Linked DNA regions of Mus musculus: region 2 is linked to region 1. Evidence: chromatin loops called from intact Hi-C (ENCODE). Cell type or tissue: left cerebral cortex. All regions are shown on one strand. Each heading gives the region's core, and the rest is flanking DNA. Links, peaks and the distances in the headings are about the cores only. Region 1 has its middle 17 kb from the start of Nkain3. Region 2 has its middle 66 kb from the start of Nkain3.

The links. A loop is a pair of places that touch in the nucleus more often than their neighbours do. Peaks named below come from ENCODE experiments on the same cell type or tissue, not always from the same donor. Only the 100,000 strongest peaks of a DNase experiment are listed, where the experiment ranks them.
Region 2: a loop joins it to region 1, with 2.2 times the contacts of the local background. A loop is called at or near these places in 2 of 42 quality-filtered maps.

What each region holds. Positions count from the first base shown.
Region 1 is chr4:20,792,746-20,798,132 of GRCm38, forward strand. No RefSeq gene overlaps it. Among named protein-coding and RNA genes, the nearest start is that of Nkain3, 17 kb to the left of the region's middle. In left cerebral cortex, for the core only: no CTCF peak of the experiment used is centred there; no DNase peak of the experiment used is centred there.
Region 2 is chr4:20,841,536-20,846,922 of GRCm38, forward strand. No RefSeq gene overlaps it. Among named protein-coding and RNA genes, the nearest start is that of Nkain3, 66 kb to the left of the region's middle. In left cerebral cortex, for the core only: no CTCF peak of the experiment used is centred there; DNase peaks (open chromatin) are centred at 2,823 and 3,250.

The DNA.
Region 1 (5,387 bases), core at 82-5,081:
TATAAGTGAGGGTTTCTTGGACATCATATCTCCATATGTAAGAGTTATCCTGTATAGAAACAGGCAGTAGGAGAAGGAAGAAACTATGTCCAATCCAGTAGAGTTAAGCATGGCTGTTGAGGTAAAACCTTGTTCTTCCAGAACCAAGATGGTTGATTTGCATGTCCTCTGAAACTTAAAGGAGCAGGATTCTATTGGGGTTGATATATAGGAAGGAAAGTTATCTTGAGATGGGGGAGTAAGGGCTTAAAGTGAAATAGCTGAATTCAACGAGGAAGACCCTTAAACTTAGTGACTGTGAAGGTTACAATAATTACCTTGACTGGCCCTGACATTCAAGTAAAGAGATGAGGGGCACTGATCTGCAGGGAAATGAAGAACCCAATTCCCAGCGTTGATTGGAGATATACAGGGATCAGCAAATGGCAGACGTATGCAAGGGTCAGAAAAGGTCCAATGGAGGGAGCAGAGATGATAGCTTAACTTGGTGAGTAGGTTATCAGGGAGGGGAGGGTTTCAGGTAAAGACCAGGGGTCAGAAGAAGTTGACCTTATATGAACTCAGTACATGAGATGAACAGATTGCTTTGGGAGAGGCTATAGCCTGAGAAGGGTCCAGGACAAGAGCTTTACCAAATTGAGATATTCTTGTTCCAGTTTGACAAGGGAGTTTTTAAAGGAGCAGTTAGCTTTTTCTATCTTTCCTGAGGACTGGGGATGCTATGGTATATGGAAAATCCAAGAGATACTGAGGGCTTTGGATAGGATTTGGGAAGTAAGTGGTGGATTCAGGACTACTGTCTGACTGGAAGGAGGCAGGGATTCCAAAGCAGGGAACACTCTGCCAGAGAAGGAGGTTGAAGATTGTCTGATTTTTTTTTTAAATGACTACACCTACCCTGAGAAAAGTACACCTTGGCCAGGACGTGCCTATGCATGTGAGCAACATTAAGTTGCCAGTAGGTTCCAGGAAGTGAGCCTCTGGAATAAATATGATTATTTTTTATTGGATATTTTATTTATTTACATTTCAAATGCGATCTCTCTTCCCATTTTCTCCTCTGCAAGCCCCCCTACCCTATTTCTCCTTCCCCTGCTTCTTTGAGGGTGCTCCTGCACCCACTTACCCACTCCCACTTCCTGGCCCTGGCATTCCCATACACTGGGGCATCTAGCCTTCACAGGACCAATGGCCTTTTCTCCCATTGATGCCAGATAAGGCCATCCTCTGCTACATATACAGCTAGAGCCATGATTCCCTCCATGTGTACTATTTGGTTAGTGGTTTAGTCTCTGAGAACACTGGGGAGTATGGCTGATTTAAACTGTTGTTCTTCCTATGGGGTTGCAAATCCCTTCAGATCCTTCAGTCCTTTCCCTAACTCCTCCTCCCTGTATTCAGTTGGTGCAAGCATCCACATCTGTGTTTGTCAGGCTCTGACAGAGCCTCTCAGGAGACATCCATATCAGGCTCCTATCAGCAAGCACTTCTTGGTATTAGCAGTAGAGTCTTGCCTTAGTGGCTGCATATGGGAATGCAGGTGGGGAAGATTCTGAATGGCCTTTCCTTCAGTCTCTGCTCTAAACTTTGTCTCGGTATTTCATTTAGACAGGAACAATTTTGAGTTAAAAATTTGGAGATGAGTGGGTGGCCCCATCCCCCAACAAGATGCCTTGCCTAACCTCTGGATATGGTCTCTACAAGTTCTCCTTCCCCTTTGTTGGGCATTTCAGCGATTCTCATCCCTGTTGGGTCCTGGGAGCCTCCTACTTTCTTGGCATCAGAGACTTTCTGGTGGCTACCCCTAGTTCCCTGTGGGCTATGAGGTAGGGGAAAAAGGGGGGAGGGAGAGAGCCGATGTCCGGCCAGAGCTCCTGTGCTCTGGGCAGGCAGATGCAAGAGGGCTTCCAGAAGCTTTCCACTCAGCCCCAGGTGGATATCTGACTGTGTGAAGCCACTGGACCCCACTTGACAGGGGGTAGAGAAGGGGCATCCCCTTATACCAGGGGCCCCGGGGTGACACCCTCAGTCCCAGAGATATGGAAGAGAGGGCAGAGGGAGAGAGGTTCCCAAGCAGGTGAGAGTCCCTAGTCTGGGCCTTGACTGGAGCACAGGAAGGCCTTCCATCAGGAGATTAGAAATGGCTCATTAGAAGAAAGCCTATCTCATCGTTCAAGCACAGTGGGACTTGATGGACAGAGATAGTCTGTGGTTTTATAGCTTTATAGTAGAAAGGCAGGGGGAAAGAGAAAAGGTAGAAAGAGAGAGAGAGACTGGCCATGGCCAAGAGGAGAGAAAGGGGAAATGTGAGAGAAGAAAAGCTATGGGAAAGTATTTTTAAAAATCCTAAACCTGATAGGGGACTAATATCCAATATATACAAAGAGCTCAAGAAGCTGAACTCTAGAAATTCAAATAAGCCCATTAAAAATGGGGTACAGAGCTAAACAAAGAATTCTCAACTGAGGAATATTGAAGGGCTGAGAATCACTTGAAAAAAAATGTTTAACATCCTTCATCATCAGGGAAATGCAAATCAAAACAACCCTGACATTCCACCTCACACCAGTCAGAATGGCTAAGATCAAAAATTCAGGTGACAGCAGATGCTGGTGATGATGTGGAGAAAGAGGAACACTCCTCCATTGCTGGTGGGATTGCAAGCTTGTACAACCACTCTGGAAATCAGTCTGGCGGTTCCTCAGAAAACTTGACATAGTATTACGGGAGGATCCAGCAACACCTCTCCTGGACATATAACCAGAAGATGTTCTAACTGGTAATAAGGACACATGCTCCACTATGTTCATAGCAGTCTTATTCATAATAGCTAGAAATTGGAAAGAACCCAGATGTCCCTCAACAGAGGAATGGATACAGAAAGTGTGGTACATTTACACAATGGAGTACTACTCAGCTATTAAAGATAATGAATTTATGAAATTTTTGGGCAAATGGATGTATCTGGAGGATATCACCCTGAGTGAGGTAACCCAGTCACAAAAGAAGTCACTTGATATACACTCATTGATAAGTGAATATTAGCCCAAAACCTAGAATACTCAAGATACAATTTGCAAAACACAAGAAAATCAAGAAGGAAGACCAACACATGGATACTTCATTCTTCCTTAGAATAAGGAACAAAATACCCATGGGAGGAGTTACAGAGACAAAGCTTGGAGTTAAGACAAAAGAATAGACATTCCATAGACTGCCCTACCCAGGTATCCATCTCATAATCAGCCACCAAGCATAGACACTATTGCATATACCAGCAAGATTTTGATGAAAGGACCCTGATATAGCTGTCTCTTGTGAGGCTATGCCAGTACCTGGCAAATACAGAAGTGGATGCTCACAGTAATCTATAGGATGGAACACAGGACCCCCAATGGAGGAGCTAGAGAAAGTACCCAAGGAGCTAAAGGGGTCTGCAACCCTATAGGTGGAACAACAATATGAACTAACCAGCACCCCTGGAGCTCATGTCTTTAGCTGCATATGTAGGAGAAGATGGCCTAGTAGGCCATCATTGGGAAGAGGCCCCTTGGTCTTGCAAACTTTATATGCCCCAGTACAGGGGAACACCAGGGCCAAGAAGTGGGAGTGGGTGGATAGGGGAGCAGGGTGGGGGGAAGAGTATAGGGGACTTTTGGGATAGAATTTGAAATGTAAATGAAGAAAATATCTAATAAAATTTTTTTAAAAGAAGTTAGAGAAAGAGAGTGAGGAGAGAGTAAGAATAAGAGCGTGAGGAGGGGCCAAGCAGATCCTCTTATGGTGGGCTGTTATCTTGTTGCTAGGTAACTGAGAGAAGTTTAGCTTGAAGGTCAGAAGCTTGGGACATTGTCTATGTGACTACTAGCCATACTAGCCACAGCTTCTCCTGTGGGGGCTGTGGGGGTCTGTAACTTTGACAGGAGCCAGGAGTCCAGGAGACATGAGGGAATGCCTACTGTACCATGGAGGTGAATCATCACCACTGGGTACTGGGGTTCCACACCTCAGCTCAACAGGAGACCAGCCTGTCTGTGAATAGCCCATTGCCCCACAGTTCCTCATCCCCCATAGCTACACACCTCTGTTCAATTTCCTGACCCTCACTATATCATCCCTATATCCTCTCATACCTGATCCTGCCTCATTTTTCTCATCCCCCTCCTCTCTCCTGTCAAGTTCCTCCCACCCTCTATCTCCTCTAAGTATTTTTCCCCCTTCTAAGAAGGACTCAAGCATCCACACTTTGGTCTTCTTTCTACTTGAGGTTCATATGATCTGTCTATTGTATCATTGGTTTTCAGAGCTTTTGGGCTAATATCCACTTATCAGTGAGAACATACCGTGTGTGTGTGTGTGTGTGTGTGTGTGTGTGTGTGTGTGTATGTGTGTGTGTTTCTGACTGGGTTACCTGAGTCAGGATAATATTTTCTAGTTCCATTCATTTACCTAGGAATTTCATGAAGTCATTGTTTTGAATAGCTGAGGAGTACTCCATTGTTTAAATGTAAAATATTTTCTGTATCTCTCTGTTGAGGGACATCTGGGTTTTTTCCTGTTTCTGGCTAGTATAAATACGGCTGCTATGAACATATTGGAGCATGAGTTCTCATTATACTTTGGAGCATCTTTTGAGTATATGCTCAGGAGTGGTATAGCTAGGTCTTCAGGTAATACTATGCCCAAATTTCTGAGGAACCTCCAGACTGATTTCCAGAGTGGTTGTGCCAGCTTGCAATCCCACCAACAATGGAGGAGTGTTCCTCTTTCTCCACATCCTTGCCAGCATCTACTGTCACCTGAATTTTAGATCATCTTTGTCATTCTCACTGGTGTGAGATGGAATGGCAAGATCATTTTGATTTGCATTTCCCTGATGACTAAGGATGTTGACCATTCTTTTCAGTGCTTCTCATCCATTTTGTATTCCTCAGTTGAGAATTCTATGTTTAGCTCTGTAGCCTACACTCTTTAATGGGTTATTTGGTTTTCTGGAGTCTAACTTCTTGAGTTCTTTGTATATATTGGATATTAGCTCTCTATTGGATGTAGAATTGGTGAAAGTCTTTTCCCAATCTGTTGGTTGCCATTTTGTCCTATTGATAGTGTCCTTTGGCTTATAGAAGTGTTTCAATTTTATGAGGTCCCATTTGTATATTGTTAATCTTAGAGCATAAGCCGTTGTTGATCTATTGAGGAAAATCTCCCCTGTGCCCATGTGTTCAAGGCTCTTCCCCATTTCTTCTCTATTAGATACATTGTATCTGGTTTTATGTAGTGGTCACTGATCTACTTGGACTTGAGCCTTGTACAAGGAGGTAAGAATGGATCTATTTGCATTTTTCTACACGTTGACTGCCATGCACCAGCTGGCACCAGTTGAACCA
Region 2 (5,387 bases), core at 193-5,192, 49 kb after region 1:
AAAGGGGTCATTCTAAATAACTGACCTGGTCCTCTCCAATATCTACAAGATGTTCAAGCTGTTCTTTAAATTATGGTAAATCCCATGCTTCAGCTTCCAGATTGTTGTATGGAATCAACATGTGTCATATGTCTGGCTCCCTCTTTCTCTTAAGGGACCACATATGTATCAGAATCTTAAGGATCTCTACGACTCATGACTTTTTCTTCTTCATCTCAGGGTACAAATCCACTAAATATCTTGCACATTTAATGTTGCCTAGGCAGTAGCATCTTTGGGGAATTGAGGTAGCAAAAATTGCATATGGCCACCAGGCTTTAATTTGACTATCTACAGATTCTACCTATAAAAAAGTGAGCAGTTATTTATTGAAATGTTTGTGAAGAGTTAGTAACATATAGCTGGGCTTTCTTGTTGTAAGGCACGTGAGATTTAAATAATTTCTCTGTTTCAATAGGATCCTGAAGAGGAGGCAAATATCATTGTATTTTCTCAAGGTATCTGATAATGTCACAGAGGAATCTGTTTTGGTCCATGAACCCTGGACCCTGATAAAGGACATCAATGGATACTCTGAAGTATTTTGGGGGGATGTTTTATAGGGATTTGGAGAAGACTGGTCATAGGCCTATATGGATATAACAGCTTTCCCCTGGGATACTTACAGAGCATTGGCTATATACCAATAGTGAATAAAGCACATTAAATATAGTATCTAATGTGGTAAGATTTTATATCAGTTTCTGTTCATGCACAACCTAGGCATGCAAAAAGCCTGTCCATTAGAGCAAAATAGCCATTGGATATTATTTCTGGGAGAATTTGTTCTGCTGTTATAGCTCTGGAATAATTGTGCTACTGTTCTCCATAAAAGCAACATTGCCAATTTTCTTTTATGTTAGAGTTCTGCCCCTTTGTCTTTCTCTTTTGTTTTTGTTTGTTTGTTTGTTTGTTTTGTTTTGTTTTGTTTTGTTTTATCTATTAGAACATAGACCATGGTAGTTGGCATAGAAAGTGAGCCAAGAAAATACTTGTGATGGAATTCTAGAACTAGATATCTCAAGAGATCTGATCACATTCAAGAACAGTGACAACACCTGATATATCCTGAATTGAATCTATTATGACATATTTCTGAAATATAGGTGTGAAAGACAGGCTGAATACTGGGTCATCCTGGAACATTGGAACCTAAACAGTATGAGTCAGAGGTGACTCTCTTCTCTCTCTCTGTCTCTGTCTCTGTCTCTGTCTCTCTCTTTATGGTTTTAGAGCTTTATTGTAGAAAGGCAGGGGAAAAGAGAGAAGGTAGAAAGAGGGAGAGAGGCTGGCCATGGCCATGTAGAGAGAGGGGAAGGAGAGAGAGTGAAGGAGGGCTAGAGAGTAAGAAAGGTCAGAGTTTAAAGAGCCAGAGGTGACTCTTAAGGGCTTGAAATTTGCTGGGCTTTGCAAACTGTTTTGAAGGCTTTAAACAAAACAAAAATTCAATGTCCAACTACTAAGCTAAGGCTTTGATAGCCAGTGGGTTTCTGGGTTAGCATTGAAACATCTTTTATAGTCTTATGGCAAAGCACATCAAAAAGAAAGCCAAGGATTGGATCATAAAAATAGGAGGTAAATGGAGAATCAATATGTAATTTGAAAATTCATTATTTGCCAGAGTAAAGTCCCTTATAAGGATTAATGGCTCTTGGAGATTAGGGATAGATAGATAGAAGCTGTCTCTACATTAAGCAAAGGCACAAGCAGAAGCCCCTTCCAACCCATCATTTCCAGCAGCACATCTCTAGAATACCTGGAGTACAGATCTTAGCCCCATAGTGTTGGAGCGCTACAAAGACAGTCTTTAACCAAAGCACTTAGCCTTGAAACTGTGGCCATCATTGGGTTACTTACTGTGACACCTAGAACTAAGAGAAGAGTGTGTCTACAGTGCTCAGATCCTGAGATGTTCTTTGGCAATTCAGTGTCTGATGATAACTGAACAGAAAATCACAGCAGTGATGCACTAACAGGGTAGAGCAAGTATGAAGGCAGACTCAGATATGAAGGTCTAGAAAACTTACTAGGTGAGCAGCTGAGTTCTGCAGAACTATTGGATGAGCAAAACAACAGAACTAGATGAAGAATTGGATCACAGAGTCTACTTATGGTCTTGACAGCACAATGCTACTGCTCAGTTCACGAGTCCCACATAAATAAGCTTTAGGATAAGAACTGTAGCTAGTCTTCACCTGGAAATTACAGCAACAAAATGGATTCAGTGAAGGACATTAAACAGTCTGAACAGGGAAACAGCCTGGGTTGTAGCAGCTGCCACTTTTAGTCTCACCTGTGGTGGCAGGTAGTTCCAGACATAAAGCTTCTCTCGACTTGCTCATCCACACATAAGCACTGCTTATGTCAATAAGCGTGCTTCATAGCTTTCAGAAACGCCCACAGGACTGGTTTTGTACTTCGGAACAAGCAGCCTGAAACAGATACCCTTGGTGGTGACCTTCAAGCAATGGGAGGAAAGTGTGAATGGAAAAAGGCCCCTGAGTGATGAGAATTGCTTAGAAGGATTCTGCTCTCTTCTCAGCAGTTCTGCATGAACTGCGCCCAACTGCCTTCAGCAGCAGAAGGAAAGATATTCGCTCATATTAGCTTCTCTCCTTTCTCAGTCATTCTGCCCTGTCTCTCTCTAATTTCTGGTTTTCAAGATCATCTCTCAGACAAATTACCTGCCCTGGAGACTCTTCGCAGGCTCTGCTTTTAGTGGAAACTAAAGTAAAACACCCAATTTCACTTTCTCCCTGACACCCCCACTGCTTTGACAAATGTAGCCACTCCTGCTTGAAGGGTAGACAGGTTGCAAAAAAAGAGAAAGAATATTTATTATTTAGAACACCTGGGGTATGAGTCTGGCTTAGCTGCCAGGTTGCAGATTTCTCCTGCTTAGCAGAATCTCACCATAAAACTTGGATGCCTAAAATCTACCATCACAGCCAGACAAGTCGTTGCTATGGGAATTTTTAATGTTCACTGAGATGACATATTTTTAGAAAAAAAATCCACCTGGGAGCAAACTTGAAAGCATTGGAAGGAGTATACCTCACAGACCTATAATTTTTCACCTTTCAGAGACCCGTACCCAGCTCCTGCCATCATTAATACAGCTCTAGGAGCATTTCAAGTTGTCCCTGGTGAGCTGTCTGCTGCTAGTTCTAATCACCACCTCCTAAGAAACATGAAGTGCAAGAGTGTCTAAAAGCTTAGATCAATGAGTCATGAAGAAGCTAAATGGAACGCCTAGACTCTGGAGCATGGTGCAGCATGGGAATGTTGACTTGTGTTCACTGATGCACAGCAGAGGGAATAACATTTAGCATTTAGCGGTTCTTAGCTATAAAACACTGAAGAGTGTGTGTGTGTGTGTGTGTGTGTGTGTGTGTGTGTGTGTATTCTACAGCCAGTCATTGATGTATGTGATCTTACCCTTATTTTAAAAAAAAAGATATAACATAGTTTTTAAAATGTATTCTTCTCTCATATATTACATCTCAAATGCAGTTTCCCCTCCTCTTCTCCTATCAGTTCCTCCCCTTACCTCTCCTCTCCCTCAGAGCTGTTCTCCCTCTGCCTTGTCTTTCTCTTCAGAAAAGGGCAGGCCTCCCAGGGATAGCAACCAAACATGGCATATGGAGCTGCAATAAAATTAGGCACTTCTACTACTACTGTTAGAAGTCCTACAAGAAGACCAAAGGACACAACTGTAACATATATGCAGATTCCCTGATTATCACTTCAGTCTCTGTGAGCCCTATGAGTTCTGATTAGTTATTCTGTGGGGGATTTGTGTGTGTGTGTGTGTGTGTGTGTGTGTGTGTGTGTGTTATCCTGGCCCATTGTGGCTCCTGTAATCTTTCCTCACAGTTAACTGTCTTCTGTAATGTTTCCCCAACTTCAACTAATGTTTGTCATTGGTTGTCTGTATCTGCTCCTATCATTTGCTAGATGAAACCTCACTGTTAGGCTCTTGTCTACTAACATAGCAGAATATCATTAGAAATCACTTCAGTGGATTTTTTTTTCCCCAATCACATTTAGTTCTAGCCTAGATCTCTGGGCTGTTCAGCCTCTGGTTCCTGATTCTCTAAGCAGTGTCAGGGGAGGGGCGCTCACTCATAAAATGGGTCTCAAGATGGACCAGTCATTGGCTCAACGGTCTCACAATTTCTTTGCCACCTTTACCCCAGAACATCTTGAAGATAGGATAAATTGTAGGTTAAAGATTTTGTGACTGGGTTGACATCCCAAACCCTCCACTGGAAGGCTTACCTGGTTATAGGAGACTGCCGGTTTAGGCTCCAGGAGCCATCATTTCTAGGAGTCTTAGCTACAGTCACTTTTGTAGATTTCTAGTAGATTCCATTGTACTTGATTTCCACCTTGACCCTGAAATGCCCCCCCCCCCCACATTCCAGTACTCTCTAGCTCCATTCTACCCCATCCTGACCTATGCTGTTCTCATTGTCACCTGCCCTCAGTTAAACAGCAATGCTTATTATATTTCCCTTTTCCAGGGAGATCCGTGCATACTCCCTTGAGCCCTCCTTGCTACTTAGCTGCTCTGCATTTGTGGATTGTAGCATGATAATCCTTTACAGTTAATATCACTTCACAAGTGAGTACATGTACATACCATGTTTGCTTTCATGGGTCTGGTTACTTCACTCAGTATAATTTTTTCTAGTTCCACCCATTTTCCTGAACATTTCATGACATTCTTTTTTAAGCAACTGAGTAGTACTCCATTGGGTAAATGTACTACATTTTCTTTGTCCATTCTTTAGTAAAGGAATACAAGTTGTTTCCAGTTTCAGTCAATTGCAAACAAAGCTACTATGAACATAGTTGAGCAAGTTTCCATTTGATATGGTGGAATGTGGTTTGGGTATATACTGAGGACTGGTATAACTTAGCTGGTTCTTAATGTATATCAATTCTCAATTTTCTGAGAAACTGCCATGTAAATTTCAAAAGTGATTGTCCAGTATTTGTTCTGTGAATTCCTTTTACCTTTGTAGTCATTTCCTTCTAAAGGTTAGGAAATTTTTCTTCTATGACTTTGTTAAAAATATTTTTCTGGGCCTTTGAACTGGGGTACTTCCCTTTCAACTCCTACAGTTATTAGTATTTTTTAAATAGAAACCCAGAACTCTTTGATGGCCCTGGCTGTTGTGGATTATGTTCTTAAACTGGCCTCTAGGCATCTGGGTTTCAGATAATTATAGTTTTAGGTGCCAATTTCTAAGTTTATTTTTGTCAAATGGGTGTTATCTTCCTTAGTTTCTCTTTCCTCCATGGTCTTCTGGCCTGAGTGGTCTGTGGTTCTGGTGGCTGGT